Regions from separate parts of the Homo sapiens genome. Here region 2 is linked to region 1. Evidence: chromatin contacts called from ENCODE Hi-C or POLR2A ChIA-PET data. All regions are on one chromosome and are shown on one strand. The core of a region is the stretch at or near the end of the contact, and the rest is flanking DNA. Distances in the headings are between cores, read along the strand shown.

Region 1 (7,434 bases), core at 2,155-4,654:
AAGCATTCATATTTTGCTAATTTTTGTGTTTGGCTCTATTTCTTTTTTTATGTGTCATTGTGTTTCTTCTGAATTAGTTACATTCCTGAAACTTGACCTTTAGTGTTTAATGTTGCTTCATCATCAAATAAAGTTTGAACTTTTGACCTGGTACTCATGGTCCCACGTGTCTGATCCCAAACTCCTGGTCATTCTTATTTGCTGCTACTGCTCCTCATGTGCCCTTTCTCCAACTGAACTATTTGCTCTCCCCAGTACATGCCTCCTATTTTCTTGCCTTCATGCCGATGTTCGTGCTGTTCCCACTATTTGGGGACCTGAGGAAAATTGAAAAGTGTATTAACAGCTATAGCGGGATATGGAGCAGAAAGTTTATAGGGGAAGAATAAGATTGTCCATCAGAACGTTTGGAACCCATTGGAAGAGAAAATGTGAAACACCCTGAGCCCTTCTTTACTGCACGTGCTCTGGCATGATGCCATTATCCTTTCCATATGGGAAGACTTGTCCTTGAAAGTTCACCTTTTGAATGTGCAGAGACTCATTTTTGTTCTTATTTGTCTGGGGTGTGGGAGAAAGGGGGCGGCACGGAGATGGTGTTGAGAGGGCAGGAGTCACACAGATCATGTGTTGGGCACAGGCGTGCTAAAGCCATCTGTTTCTCTTTGGATAGTCATCCAAAACCTTTTAGGCATTTGCCACCCCACACCCCACCTCCCAAAGCCAAAAGCTTGCGCATATGCCCCAAGGAATAGGATCCCAGGAATTTACCTCATGTTTATAATCCTATAATCTTCTTGGGTGGGGAGGAGAGAATGGGAAGCCATTGGAGTTATTCCTGAATATGACCAGGCATTTGGGGTCTGAATGTTTTTGAGAAGTCATGAGAGAAAAATGTGAAAAGAAAATACGTATGGGGCAATATTCACAAACTCTGATTTTTTCCATGACCCCTTCTTTATTTATTTCCTCCTTTTTTGTTTTTCTTGTGCATTTTGTAGGATAGAGTCTTGGCTCTATTTCAAGCACATTGCAGAGGAATGGTGGAAAGGGATTGCGGTTAGCTAGGTTATCCTGAAAAACAACAAAGAAATTGAATACTCAACTTGGCAGTGGCCCAGACGTCTTCCAGTGGATAGTGGTCTGCTATAAGCACAAAAGACCCACGCACAGGGGCTTGAAAATGTGGTTAGGCCTATTTACTTTTCAGCACAGAAGGAAATTAGAAACAGAGGTCTGGATTGCCACTGAGAGGCAATTTTGAGTTAATTAATGAAGCGAGGGAATCCAATGGCAGTAACAGAGTCAGTTTTCCACTTTGGGCCTGGAAGCAGGACCTCAAGTGATTCTAGTAATCTGAATCTTGTGTGGCTGCCCAGGGAGCTGTCTGCCATTTCAACACACCTGGCTGCAACATTGTAGAATGCAGACCTCCTTACCTGTTTTTGTATTGTGCTGTCACTAGTGGTTAGAAAATATTTTGCGAAGGTAGCTGTACAGTGACAATGGCACTGAGAAATATTTACATGTTAATTATGATGACAGCAGTTAGGGTAATGGTTAAATGTTAGAGAAAAGTCATAAAGACCAAGACTGTGAAATAAGATGACAATATTGATACTGACAGATAAATCTTAAAATAATCTTTCTGCTAGTTGGCAAGTTCACTATAGATAGAGGTCGTGTCTTGCCCAGCTTTGAGCCAACAGTGCCTAGCACACTGAAAGCGTCAATAAATGAATGAAACTCTTCTCATTTGTCTCCTGGCCCTTGAATTGTCCTCTTACAGATGTGAATCTAGTGGTTAAACTATCTTTTTTTTTTTGAGACGGAGTCTCACTCTGTCATCCAGGCTGGAGTGTAGTGGTGCTATCTTGGCTCACTGCAACCTCTGCCTCCCGGATTCAAGTGATTCTCCTGCCTCAGCCTCCCTAATAGCTGGGATTCCAGGTGTCTGCCACCACAACTGGCTAATTTTTTTTTTTTTATTTAGTGGAGACGGAGTTTTACTATGTTGGCCAGGCTGGTCTCAAACCCCTGACCTCGTGATCTGCCCGCCTCATCCTCCAAAGTGCTGGGATTACAGGCATGAGCCATCATGCCCGGCCTGGTTAAAATATCTTTAAAATGTCTTTGAGAGAATATTTTATAGCCAACTCAGTAACTTCTACTCCCGATGCTTATATTCTTAAAGCATTCATTTTGCATTTTAACCTACATCCTACCTGCCGTTATTCAAAACTTTTGTTTTGTTCCGTCCTTCATGAAACTAAATGTCTCCATCTTCCATATAAAGTGGTCTCCTAAGTTAAGTAAATGGTCCAAGTGAGCCACTGCTGTCCTCAAACAGTGAGAGGACCCAGCATACATGAGTCACAAAGCCACATGAATGACAGACACACACATACACACACACACGCATAATGTGTTCTAGAGAAGCAACAATGAAAAACATGTACATGACTATGTGGATGTTTCCTTGGCTAGTATGTTTTTCTGTTGATGCTTTGCTTCTAAATAATATTGAGCTCCTAATCTTGCATAATAGTGTAGCAACTTTTTAACTTTTAGGGGTTAGTTTTTAATTTTCTTGTACCTTTTTAATTTGAAAAATGTCAAACTTAAAAGAGGAAATTCCTATATACTCTTCCTCCCCCCAGGTTATCACCATTTCATTTGATTTTGTTCTCTTTCTCTGCATGTGTTTTTCAATCTTTTTTTTTCATTATTGTTCCCTCAAGGAGGCATTTTAGACCTTTTTTTCCCTAATTACCCCATGGAAGTTTAAGACCACAGACATATCGTGTATCTGTTTGTGTAGTGTGGCCTTTTGGGGAGCCACAAACCATTGTATCTAAGAAATTTCTATCCCCTAAGAGCCGATGTTTACCCTCTAATTTGTCTGTATCACTTGAGAGTAAGTTGGAGACATAGTGTACTTTCCCCTAAATATTTCAGTATTTATTTTCTAAGAACAAGGGCTGCTTCTTACATAACCAAAATACAAATATCAGAATCAAGAAATTGAACATGGGCATAGTATTGACATAGTATTATTATTTAACCCACAGTCCATATTCAAATTCTGTCAATTGTCCCAATAATGCTCTTTATAGCTACTTTTTCTCAGCCAGGTTTCAATCCAGGATACATAGGGCAGTTAGTTGTTGTGTCTCTTTAGTCTCTTTTATTGTAGAATATTTCCTCAGTCTTTCTTGATCTTGACATTTTAAAAGAGTACAGAGTATTCTGTAGAATGCTTCTCAATTTGGTTTTGTCTAGCATTTTGTCTGGATTAGATTCAGGTTATACATTTTTGGTGAAAATGCCATTAAAATGATGTTATGTCTTTCTTGGCACATCGGGACACACATGATGTCAGTGTGTCCCATTACTGGTGATGTTGACTTTGATCATGTGCTTTAGGTGGTGTCTGCCAGTTTTCTCCACTGCAAAGTTACTATCTTCCCCTGGTAATTAATAAGTAATTTGTGGGGGAAATACTTGGATGCTGTGTAAATATCCTGTTTCTCATAAAACGTTATCTGCTGGGTTTAGCATCTATGAATGATCTTTCAACCCTGCCATCCTTCTATAGTTTTTAGGTGGAATTCTGCTGTAGGAAAGAACTTTCTCTTTGCCCTGCTTATCTACTGGACTCCTGAATTCTAATTTTATTCATTAATTCATGATCTGGAACAGAAACCTATAGTAGTGAACAGAGGCTAAAGGCAATTAGCTCATAAGAAACACACAGAACATATCCACACACACATACTAAATGTGTATACACACACAGGACATATATATACACATATACTAAGCGTATACACACACACACACACACACACACACACACACACACACAGAGACACAAAAATATTGGAGACAGCTTCTAAGACCATTTGCTGATGAAGGCATTGCTTATTCCACAAAAGGCAGAACACGTGTGATGGACTTCTCAGAGAAAGCCGAAATCAGTATTCACAGCTTCTAACAGTAAATTGAACATGAAAAAACTCCACTAACTACTGATCATTGGACCTGATTGCTTGTGGTTCTGGGAGAGAGAAGAGACATCTGCACAGGAATTGGAGCCAGGCCCTGCCGCATGCAGCCATCAGCCTCAATGTGACACTATGAGCTTTGGCTGGGAATAAGACACTACATCTTGGCTTGGGGACACAAACCTGGAGTACTACCAGAGTAAGGCAACCAACCCAAAAGCTACTTGACAGGGAGAGGAGTCTACCAAAAAGAAACAAAACAAACAAATTCCCTCCCAAACAAGGTAAGCTTTCAAGAAAAATTACAAAGCACACAAGAATATTTTCTGGCATGAGGATAGTCAACAGACCCAAGAATCTGTGGAGTCCATGCATGAAGAACCAGACATAATGGTGCAATATTAAATGTTAAAATAAGGATTCTTGAATCATCAAATAAGTAAAAGAGGGAAGGGGAACAAAGAATTCTTAAGAATAGATAGGGATTAAAATATAGAAACCTTGGAAGTGAAAAGTGTAGTCATTGAAATAGAAATTGCAAGTGATAAGGTGAACTGTAGACTAGACATCTGGGCCAGTCTAGGGTGAGGCAAGGAAGGTATCCAGGGTGCAAAATGTAAGAAGGCACTCACTGTCGCTGCCAACCCTGAACTAGCGCATGCCCAAGAGTGAGTGACTTCTTACATTGTACACTCTGAGTACCTTGCTTGTCTTACCCTTGTCCCATCGCTGGTTGACACAGTGGAAGGGAAAATTATGAACTGAAGATAAAACTAAAGGAATGACTGGGATAGCAGATAAAGAGGTTTAAAAATGAAAAGAGCAGCTGAGAGATCTGGAAGAAAGCTCCAAATTATATTTTTTAAATCCCAGAGAAGAGAAAAATAAAGAGTAAAAAAAATATTGAGAGGTAACCTGAAAGTTTCTACAAGTAAAAATGTTAACCCTTTGATTGAAGAATTTCATCCTTATAAATGAAACTTTAAATGATTTATGATTCATTGCTGAAATATGAAGGGCCCAAATTCCTAATGATCCCCTGACCCTGGCCAGTTTAATTGGGTTGAGTAAATTCTATTTAACCTCAGGGCATTGGCTCATTAGAGAGAATTATGTATGGTACAAAGATTATATTCTCAGTTCTACTTGTCTGGTTGGTAAACAGTCTGTGACTGGTTTCTAGTACTCAGCCACTTCCTAGCAGCAGTGGCTCTATGGTGACTCGACTGTATCATCACTCACTGAGGGGAGGTAAAAGCCTTTTGTTGGCAGCTGTAGTTCGGAGTTAGGCTAGATGCGTGTTTGAAACCACCCACCTACAGGTCTTTCCTCCTTGCTACTGTGTGTGAAATGTTTTCAGCTCCCTGTGCCTCTGCTCTGGTAATAGGCCTCCACTGGCAAGGGAAATGTGTTTTGCTTATCAGACTGCAACACTAACAGCACAAATCATTCAGTAGAAAGTATGCTTTAGTCCTTGAAGCTGTTTGGTTTTCTTTGCTCCTTATCACAACTAACTATGTAGCTACAGGCAGGAAGCCTGACCATTTGGGCCAAGTCAGTGCACACTTAGCCAAAGAGATGGGTCATTGCTTATTTCTGGGCTCTCTTTAGTCCTCAGGCCAATTTGGGACTAGAAATGGATGCAAAGTTTACCTCCCCATTTTTATGGGCTTTTTATCACATGGGTGGTAAACAAAGGCTCGCTTCATGAAGAACTTTAGGGCAGGTGGAAATCCTTAGGTATAGGGGAGGGAAAATTTTGAAAGAACAATTTGAGTAACCCTTGTGAGGCTTCTTGTTTACTTCAAGATAATTAAAATGTCCTGGTTGAAGGAGAAAAATATGCTTTGAGAATTACTCATTTGGTGTTTTTGAATTAAGGGTTTGGCATCTCTTTCCACGAGTGAGTAATTTCTTTTGCCGTGAGTGTCTGTGTACAGATAACACACCAAAATAATACAGAGCCTGCAGCTGAAACGTACCTGGGAAGAAGTGCAGAGCGTCACATGTGAATTGTGGCTCAGCAGATGCTAAGTCAGAAATCTCACTGGAAGGTTTAGGACCTGAATTAAGACACTGAAGGATTGGATCAGGGTGTGTGTGTGTGTTTGCATAAGAGAAAGAGAAACAGTAAAAGGAACAGAGACTGAGAAACCGAGAGATAGGGAGGCCAAAAAAACAAGAGACAGGAATAAAAACAGATTACCCTTGAGAGTTCAGTTAAAAATTAGAAGACTGGACTAGGTGAGAGAAAAATTGCCTGGTCATCATCAAAGTACGAATATAAACCTAAAATAAAGATCATCCATGTGTCAGCTGTACTACAAATGTAGAAATTATACAAAGGGCTGTCCCCTGTTCTAAGCAAGTGGAATGGGGCGTGGAGAGAAGTAAGGTTTGTTGTGGTTGTGTAATACAGTAGCACAGGATTACAGGGAAATGACTTTTTCTAGTGAGATCCTGAGACCTTACTTATGAAGTCTCAGGTACCCATTTTGTGCGGCTTCACTGAGTATCATCTTGATGGAATGGTGTGGTCTGGAGAGCCTCAAAATTATTTAAATGTTGGCCTTCCTAACTTATCCCATCTCAAATAGAAAATGGATATATGCCAACTACACAATATATTCATTTGGACTCAATACAATAATCAGGATATTAGGATAAAGCTTTTACATTTCAAAAGTTGCTTTCACTTATGGTATCCTGTTACATTTTTAAAACAAGTCTGTGCTGGGGAGGTATTAACCTTTCTCAGACAAAGAAACTGAAGCACAGAGATGTAAAGTTACTTTTCTAAAGCCACAGAGCTAGAAAATGGCCAAGCAGGACTTGAATCTAAGTTCACTATTCTGCTGTGCCATGCCTCTGATTGCCTGCCATGTGAAATGCTATTTGTGGTTTTGCATTTTGTTCAATTTTCCATTACAACTATGTTAACAAAAGAATGTTAGCGTCCAGGTTTATAGAAAATTACCATATCCAAATTCTCTGCTAGAAGTTGAGGGAGATTCCTAATTAATTTTTCTTCTGCTACACTTGTGGCTGGGGGGCAAAGAGTATGCATTTGGGAGGAATTTTCTCAGTGTTCTAGGCTGAACGAGTAAATTCTAAGGTTTGGTGACCTTACATGTTGAAAATCATTGCTAGATCAATTATTTAAATTTAGTAGGTTTTAGGGGGCATCTTCTGAGATCCATTTAAGACAGTTTCTTGTCAGTTTTGTGAGAATTCATTTGACTTTCTGTTAAACTTCTTCCAACCGTGACAGAGTGGCCAGTTCCTGGCTAAGCAGAGTGGTCAGACTGGGTTTAGCTCATCTCTGGGTTATTGGTATAGTTGGAGGGAACACGGCTCAGAACAGAATGTGAGAAGAGAGCTCCACATGGTTCCACTTCGAGACGGTTTATTTGGGGATTAGAATGAG
Region 2 (7,434 bases), core at 2,902-5,401, 43 kb before region 1:
GCCTGGGGCTTTTTGTACCCCATGCTAATGCTTCAAGCTGCCTGGTCTTCTACTGAGTTGGAGCATGCCCAATATTGTGATGCAGGCATAATTTCAAATATTCTTTCAGGTTTTTTTTAGATTATGGGTCAGCCCATGGATCTCGTGCAGAAAACTAGAGTCACCATATCAGATTGGTTTAGTCCTAGAGAACTAGATGATCAGGAACCTTAGAAGCTGAGCTTCCCTAAGGAATAATGTTGTAAGGAAAGCCCGTTACCCTTTTTGAGGGAATTGGGTTGCCCTATACTGGGATAGTGGCCTCAGGAAGGGTAAAGGGCTCAGTCAGAGGGAGCCCTGCACCCTGAGTCTGGCCATGCAGGAGCAGGAAGATAGAAACAGGCCAGGCAACTCCTTGTTCCTTTCACGTAAGCATTCTGTCACTTCTTGTTGCACTCCAACCCCTAGACCACAGGGCACTGGAAAAGTTTGTATAGGTAGTTTTGGTTTAAAACCAGTTTTAGGCGTAGTGCGGTGTTAAGGATATGAAGACCTCTCTGCCTCTCACTGAACTCTCCTGCCAGAAATCTCCCCATCTGTTTTCTATTGTCTGAAATTCCTTAAACATATGTCTTAAATTGCACAAGATTAAAGACTTAAACATGCAAATATGGTAAATGATGAGTCTTTTGTTGAATTTGGGAAGGAGACTGGAAAGAGAACTTTGGAGATATAGAAACAAATGCCTGACCTTTGCAATGTTCTTTGGGCTAGTACTACCTATTTTTATCTTGCTGAGAACCTCTGTGTAGCAACCAGGTTTTTTTTGTAGAATGTTTCTTCACTTTCTGAACCTCCAATGACAAGTCATCACCATCTATCATGATGCTCTTTTCCAACAGTGATTTCTGTTGTCATCAGTGAATATATCTGACACATTGTATTATTCATATGTTCTTTCTAAAGGTCCAGTTAGATGACTTGTATTATCTCTGATAGGTGACAATGGAACTTAAAGCACCAGCCAAGTAAATCTGGTGAGGGGGCAATTGGGGTATCATCTAGGAAGCTGAGACAAAAATGAGGGAAAAGAGGGACACTGTCTTACGTTATATGAATTAGCTGCATGTTTTGGGTTGAACTTAGCATTTTATTTATTTGAGCGTTAATACACTTAAAAATACCCATTTCAGTGCCTGTTATATTCTAGAAATTGTACTTGGTGCTAGATTTACAACAGAACAAGAAAGATGTGGTTCCTCTTTGCATAGAGCCATGGTCTAGTGGCTAGAAGTGTAGCCACAAGAGACCACGAGATCATCTAGTACAAACCACCTCATTTTACGTATTAGAAAATGGAAGCACTGAGATGGGAAGGAAATCGCCCTTTGTTACAGCTGATGAGTAGCAGAGCCAGAATTCTAACTTGGCTCTTAGGACTCACAGCCCAATTACCTGGTTAAATTAACAAAGTGAATTAATGCAGGTCTGCAGACATTACGGCTACAACCCCCTCAACAGTCTCCTGTCTGTGGCCTAAAAGTCTCTGCCCTTCCCCTAGCCTCACAGATACCAGATAGGGACATAAATATCAAGGTGAATTTTAGCTGTGATGTTAAATTAGATCATATTCCTGTGTGATGAAGAAGCAGAGTGATGGAGCATTGTTCCCTTTGGGTGAAAGTCGTCTTCTCCCTCTACCCCTCAGTGCATTTCTGGGCCTGCCTGGGCAGAGAATTTTGGCCAACTACTGGATTTTTGTTAAAAATGATAATTAAAGAGGGAGCAGGAAGGGAGTACGTTCCAATATGATCCAGAAGAGTCAGCACTTGCTCTGGATAATAAATTCTTTATGCTTCAGGTTATTACTTAACCTGTGTTTCAGGTTCCCTTCTGGAATCAATAAAGGGACATTCTCAATCTGTGGATTTAATGACTGACTTCTTGCTTATAGAGCTAATACGTTAGAACCACAGGAAGGTAGGTGGTGGTCTGGAATCATCCACAGTGTGTACGCTCCTGCTCTTTGTAGGACTCTTGCAGGCAACTTTTAACCTTCTTTCAAGATTGTCTTTAATAGAGATCCATATTTCTGGAATTTTCTAGAAAATAAGAGTTTTAAGAATGTAGTGGGAGTTTTTAGACTGGTTTTATATGACATTGGACATGCATTTTAATATGGAATGCTGGGGTTGTTCCTGTAGGCCTCCCAAAGTCACAAAAAGAAGCATCCTTCCTCAAGGCTCCCGACACATTTCATTGATGGTCTTAGCCTGTGTGTGGTGCCCACCCTATGGTGAACCCAGGGCTCCTGCAATGACTCGACTGCAGCTGCCATTCTCTTCCTTTCTCTCCCATTCAAGGAAGCATATGACCATGTTTCCCAAACTTGTTTTACCTGGAACCTTTTATTTTTTTTCAGGGATTCCCTATTAATAATTCGTGGCACTATTCTGTAGAATAAAACTTGGGAAACAGTGACATATAGACAGGAAAATGAGTGAATGCAATGATGTTGCAGGGCTAATCTCACCACAGTTCAATTTATTAAAGCAAAATGTGTAATTCCTCAAATTCTGTACTTTAATTTGTATTGATAATCCAGCGCTGGAGTTAACATAGATTTCAGGAGTGAACAGAATGCTGGTTCTATTCCCTTGGTTCTGGCTTGAGAAGGGGCTGAAGAAAATGGTGAGCCCACTCAACTGAGGGTAGTGTCTACTTCTGCCCCAGAGAATTTGTCCCAGGGAGGATGCAGCTCAGAACAGCAGGTTTTTCTTAAGTGTGTACTTTCATTGATGCCTCATTTCTGGTCAGCGTGAGGGGAAAAGCGGCAAAAAGATAGTCACTCAAGTTAGTCATGTTGGGAAACTTATCTGTTTTAGGCAGTGGTTCCTCTCAGCAAGGGGTGGAAGATATGTGGTCCAGCCTCAGGCTAAAGCCGTTTCCCAGTACTATCACTAATACTAGTCCTGTGCTATTTCCAGCTCCAGCTCGTCATTTGTCTATTGGCTTGCGAAACTACCATCTAAGAGGGCAAAAGCATTTCTACTGCCTTGGGCCATTTCCTTCTGACATTCTTTACTGATGACCTCTGAAGCAGCTATGATCACTTCTTGGCATGTCAGACCATCATCTATTGGCTCTTTGTCTCACCAGAAACAGGCCAGCCCCAGCTGGTCCAAGCAATATGAGTGTGGGTTAACTTCAGGGATACAGGGTCCTGGGCTGGTTCCCAGCTGGTCTGCATTTAACAAAGCAAAATTGGGAGTTGTGATGATCTGGAGGTGTTCTGAAGGGGTGAACTGGTGGAATTACAAATTACTTAGTTCATTCCCTGCCCTCTAGTAGAAATGAATCTAAACTAATCCAGACTGGTAAGAAGGATAGACACAGTATTAAAGGCCTATTGCAAAGAAGATGCTATAGCTACTTTCCTTCATTTTGGTGACCCCAAACTTTGATGTTTCTTGGTGATGGAAGAACCATGACTGTCCCTCTTCCATAGAATTTTCCTTAGGGTCCACTGAATTCATGTACACATGCACACGCACACACACACACTCACACAGTTTACTATTACCATTAGGGACTGTGGTGCATGTGGCTGTGTGCTGAGGGAAGAAAAAAAATGCATAATAGCCTGCCTCCAAAAAAATGTATCAGATATAAAACATATGCAAAGACACATATGATAAGAACCATGTGAGTATGGACCATGAGTTAGATTTATGAGTGTGGGGTATTGTGAAGGAGGTGCATCTGCAGCTGAGAATCACAATACAACAACAACAACAACTACTACTACTACTTTTTAACATTTATTAAACAGTTGCTAAATTCCTGGTATGGTTTTAAATACCTTGACACACTCTTCTAAGTGCTTCATATATGTGTTTAATCATCACATTCCTCGAAGGAAGACAGAGGAGGAAATTGAAGCATTTAAGTAACTTGCCCAAGGTCACACAGCTGCCTAAGGGTGGAACTAGATTTAAATCCAAAGCAGTCAGGTTGCACAGCCTTGCTCCTGTCTCCCAAGTATGCTGTCAATAATCGAGGAATTTCAATATGCACAGAGAAGAGCAAAGGCTTTCCTGCTGAGAACAGACTGGTCAGTAAAGGAGTAGGGGTAGTAACGTTTTAGATGGGAGCAGCCTGGCTTGTGGGTGCTTAGTGTAGTGATTGGCACAATGCCTGGAATGGAGTAAGTGCTTGTTTGTTGAATTATAGGAATTTGAGTTATTGACTGAATGGCTAGAGAGAGATAATGTTAGAGAAGTAGGCTGTTATCAAATTGTGTAGGGTTTTGAATTTCAGCTTAAGTGGTTTAAACTTAGTACTGTGGATGATATCTTCTCTACAATGCTGGATTTCTGAAGAGGCCAACACACTAGTCTATAAATGTGCTATTCTATACATTCTTCTTTGCATTTTCTCTTTTTCAGTGCTTTGTATACAATTGCTAGAAAAAAATGGAAACCATGCTAATCGAGCCTATTACCAAATGCTTGCTAAATTTTGCTATTTAACTATAGAAGTTATATGTTAGCTTTAACTTGACAAGTCAGTCTTTGCTTGTGATGCCCATAGCCCCTTCTAAATATATGCTAATGGACAAGTCTTTAGGTAACCCAGTTATATATGGTGTGACCCTACTCTCTCTGGCTTCTGTGGGCATCATGACATGACAATGCACTTGCTTTTTAAATATCAAGAATATGGAAGCATTAGCAGTGGATGTAGAAACTGGAAGATTATGCTGAAGAGAATAGTCAAAGAGGACACAAAGAACTACATGTATAGTGAAATTATGAGGGAGTAGAGGTAATACATAGGGAGAAATTATTTTATGTATCTTGAGCCCAGACGTTTTGATTTCAAATTCAGTTCTGGATGCTTCCTGAAATTTTCTATAAAGTTAAAAGTCCTCCCACCCCTTTTCAATATTCATTCTCCTTGACTTTTCTGCTGCATTTTACATAATTGCTTGTTCACTTTTTTTGGAAACCCTTTCTACTGAAATGCGATATTCTCCTGGGTCTTCCCCCTTCCGCTACTGCCCCTATTCTCTTCTTAAGCACCTTTCCTTCTATGCTCAAGCCTTTGATGAAACACATTTCTTTTCTGACTTTCCCTCTGCATAATGTTATCCATGGCCAGGCTTTAAACCCTCATCACTTTTCATATGTGCCCCAAAGTATGCAGACAACAGAGACATCTTTTCCAAGCTATCATGGGAGGGCTCCCATTTCTAGTTCTTTGCACAGTGCTTCCAACTGGATAACACTAAATCAAGAACGTTCCATGTAGTTCCGTGGATGCCCCCTTGGTTCAAGACTTTATTACCTTTTACCTGGCATCTTTATTCCCAAAGGATTTTATATGCTGCTGCCAGATGAATCCTTAAATCACAGCTGTGATTCTGTCACTGAAGATTTTGGGTCCTAAATCTTCAGTGACTCCTGATCTACCAGAAAAAATTTACATTCCTTAACATCATACTTCAGTGCATCTTCAATATGGTTCCACCAGACGATGCCAGAATATCTATGTGTTGATGCTTTTGCAAGTAGAATCCTTCCTATTCCTCCTGTAGCTTTTGAAATTCTATTGGTTTTCTCCAAATTTCCAGAGTGCTGCCTCTTTGATAAAGCATCAGCCATTCTAAGTGGAATTGATATATCTTTTTTCCAAATGTCATGAGGTTATTATTATTTTTTGTTGTTGTTTGTAATTCAGTTAAGGCAATATTATAAGCTTATTGAATATTTATTTTACTTTCCCTGTGATAGCACTAATTTGAATTTGGCTGTTATACAGTTGTCAAAGCTCCCTATGTATGGCCTGCTTGCTCTCAAACCCTGGCCTTTCCCTGCTCTGTTCTGTATCACAGGGGCCGACCTTAGGGCTAAGCTGCCCAGACTTTTGTGTCAACTGGTTTCGCACCGGGTGGTAACAATGGCAGGTGCTAGCATGAGAAACCAGGGTCTTCTCCCACTCCCTTCTGGCTTTTGGAAGCTGTGTCAATGGAGCTGTATCTCTTTTGAGACTCCACCTTGCAGCTGACAGTTCCAGCCTCTAATGGTGGTCCCTGCCCTTGGGTTCTGGGAGCACAGTCTCCTGTTTTCCTGCCTAGGGATGACAGTGGCACCTGCTCTTGTTTATTTCTGGGCTCCTTGTTCTTGCAACACATGTATAATCAATTCCCATATATTAAATTTCTTTTATTTTGAAATACAAATGGTTTCTGCTTTTCTAGGATAGGTGATGATGAATGCACTCCCCTTCTAATTTTCACACCAGATGCTGTCTTATTCTTACACATGTGCCATGGTGCCTGGTTCTGTGATTTGCATACTGTAGGTGCCAAAAAATATTCAATAAATTCATAAGTGGAGGAATATTGCTGTTTAAAAATAGCTGTTAATTTTTAGAGAAATTACTCAGAAAAACTTAGGAGGCACTAACTATATTAGTTGCCAAGGAGCAATACCAAAAAAACAAAAAATTGAAGACAACATCCCTGTCATCGAATATTTAAAAGGCTACTGGAAGATTTAAAAAGGACATTCAATTTTGCAATAGAAAATTTAGTGGACTGGAAAATATCTACTTAAAATATTTCTTTGTCATGTTTTCTTTTCCTGAGCATTGAGGAATGCTTGTGAAGTTACGGGGCTTGAATTGTTCTTAAAATTAGCTATCCAGTGTCTTTTTCTAATCCCAAATATCGGTATTCTCCACTTTGGCCCTAGGAGATTAGGAGGGTGTTAAAATGGTTACTGTGTTACATATTACATTGATTTTGAGTGTTTTATTTCTTGAGGTCCTTGAACCAACAAGAACTCATGTGTTCTCTGAGTCACTGTCATCGCCACTGCTCTGTAGGTTTCCCACTCCCAAGAGCTGCGATAACAGGGATGACTATACAGCAATGTGTGGGTTGCAGCTGGAGTAACAAGCCAGCACTTTCAGACCCATCCTCATGGCAAAGGAAGGTGGATTTGTGCTTTAAGTTATTAATGGAATTCCCTACTCTGCCTTTGGACTGACTCATGGCCTTGAACCTTCTCTCCCCGTTTTAATTTCCTCACTCTTAAGAAAGTACACGAGTGATGGAAAGAATTCTGTTAGAAAATGACTTGATAGAATACAGAATGAGCTCCGAGGGAGGGAGAATTTAACCACTGCCATAGATAGGTGCTGCCACACAAAGTTGTTGTGAGAAGTAATTAGTCTGGCGGATCTGGGGAAGAATGTTGATTTGTTGAATCAACAATTATTTATTGGGTACCTACTACATTACCAGTGACAAAGACTTTCCCTTGACCAAAACTTTAGTCAGGCTCCTCTGAGTCCTCTGATTGACCTTGAACTTCCCCCTGTGTCCTTATAGAATCCCATTTGAGCAACAATCCTCCTAAGTCAGGTTAGAAAAAATTCTCCACCCTT

Evidence for each region. A loop is a pair of places that touch in the nucleus more often than their neighbours do. ChIA-PET counts read pairs that join two places held with the same protein, here RNA polymerase II (POLR2A). Pooled maps may share reads with other maps.
Region 2: a loop to region 1 is called in a map of HepG2, with 2.3 times the contacts of the local background. The contact joins two enhancer-like sites. A Hi-C loop is called at or near these places in 4 of 168 maps with a recorded cell type or tissue (CD14-positive monocyte, GM12878, HepG2 and 1 more), 6 of 37 single-sample maps with no recorded cell type and 7 of 50 pooled maps. POLR2A ChIA-PET finds 5 or more read pairs at or near these places in 6 of 52 experiments (AG04449, AG04450, BJ and 3 more).

What each region holds. Positions count from the first base shown.
Region 1 is chr15:39,356,646-39,364,079 of GRCh38, reverse strand. All of the region lies in intron 1 of LOC105370777 (a long non-coding RNA gene), which reads left to right. Among named protein-coding and RNA genes, the nearest start is that of LINC02915, 110 kb to the right of the region's middle. Within about 2 kb of position 3,404, at least 2 of the 41 ENCODE cell types and tissues checked have a DNase peak (open chromatin) inside an H3K27ac peak, as active enhancers do.
Region 2 is chr15:39,400,533-39,407,966 of GRCh38, reverse strand. All of the region lies in intron 1 of LOC105370777 (a long non-coding RNA gene), which reads left to right. Among named protein-coding and RNA genes, the nearest start is that of LINC02915, 150 kb to the right of the region's middle. Within about 2 kb of position 4,151, at least 5 of the 41 ENCODE cell types and tissues checked have a DNase peak (open chromatin) inside an H3K27ac peak, as active enhancers do.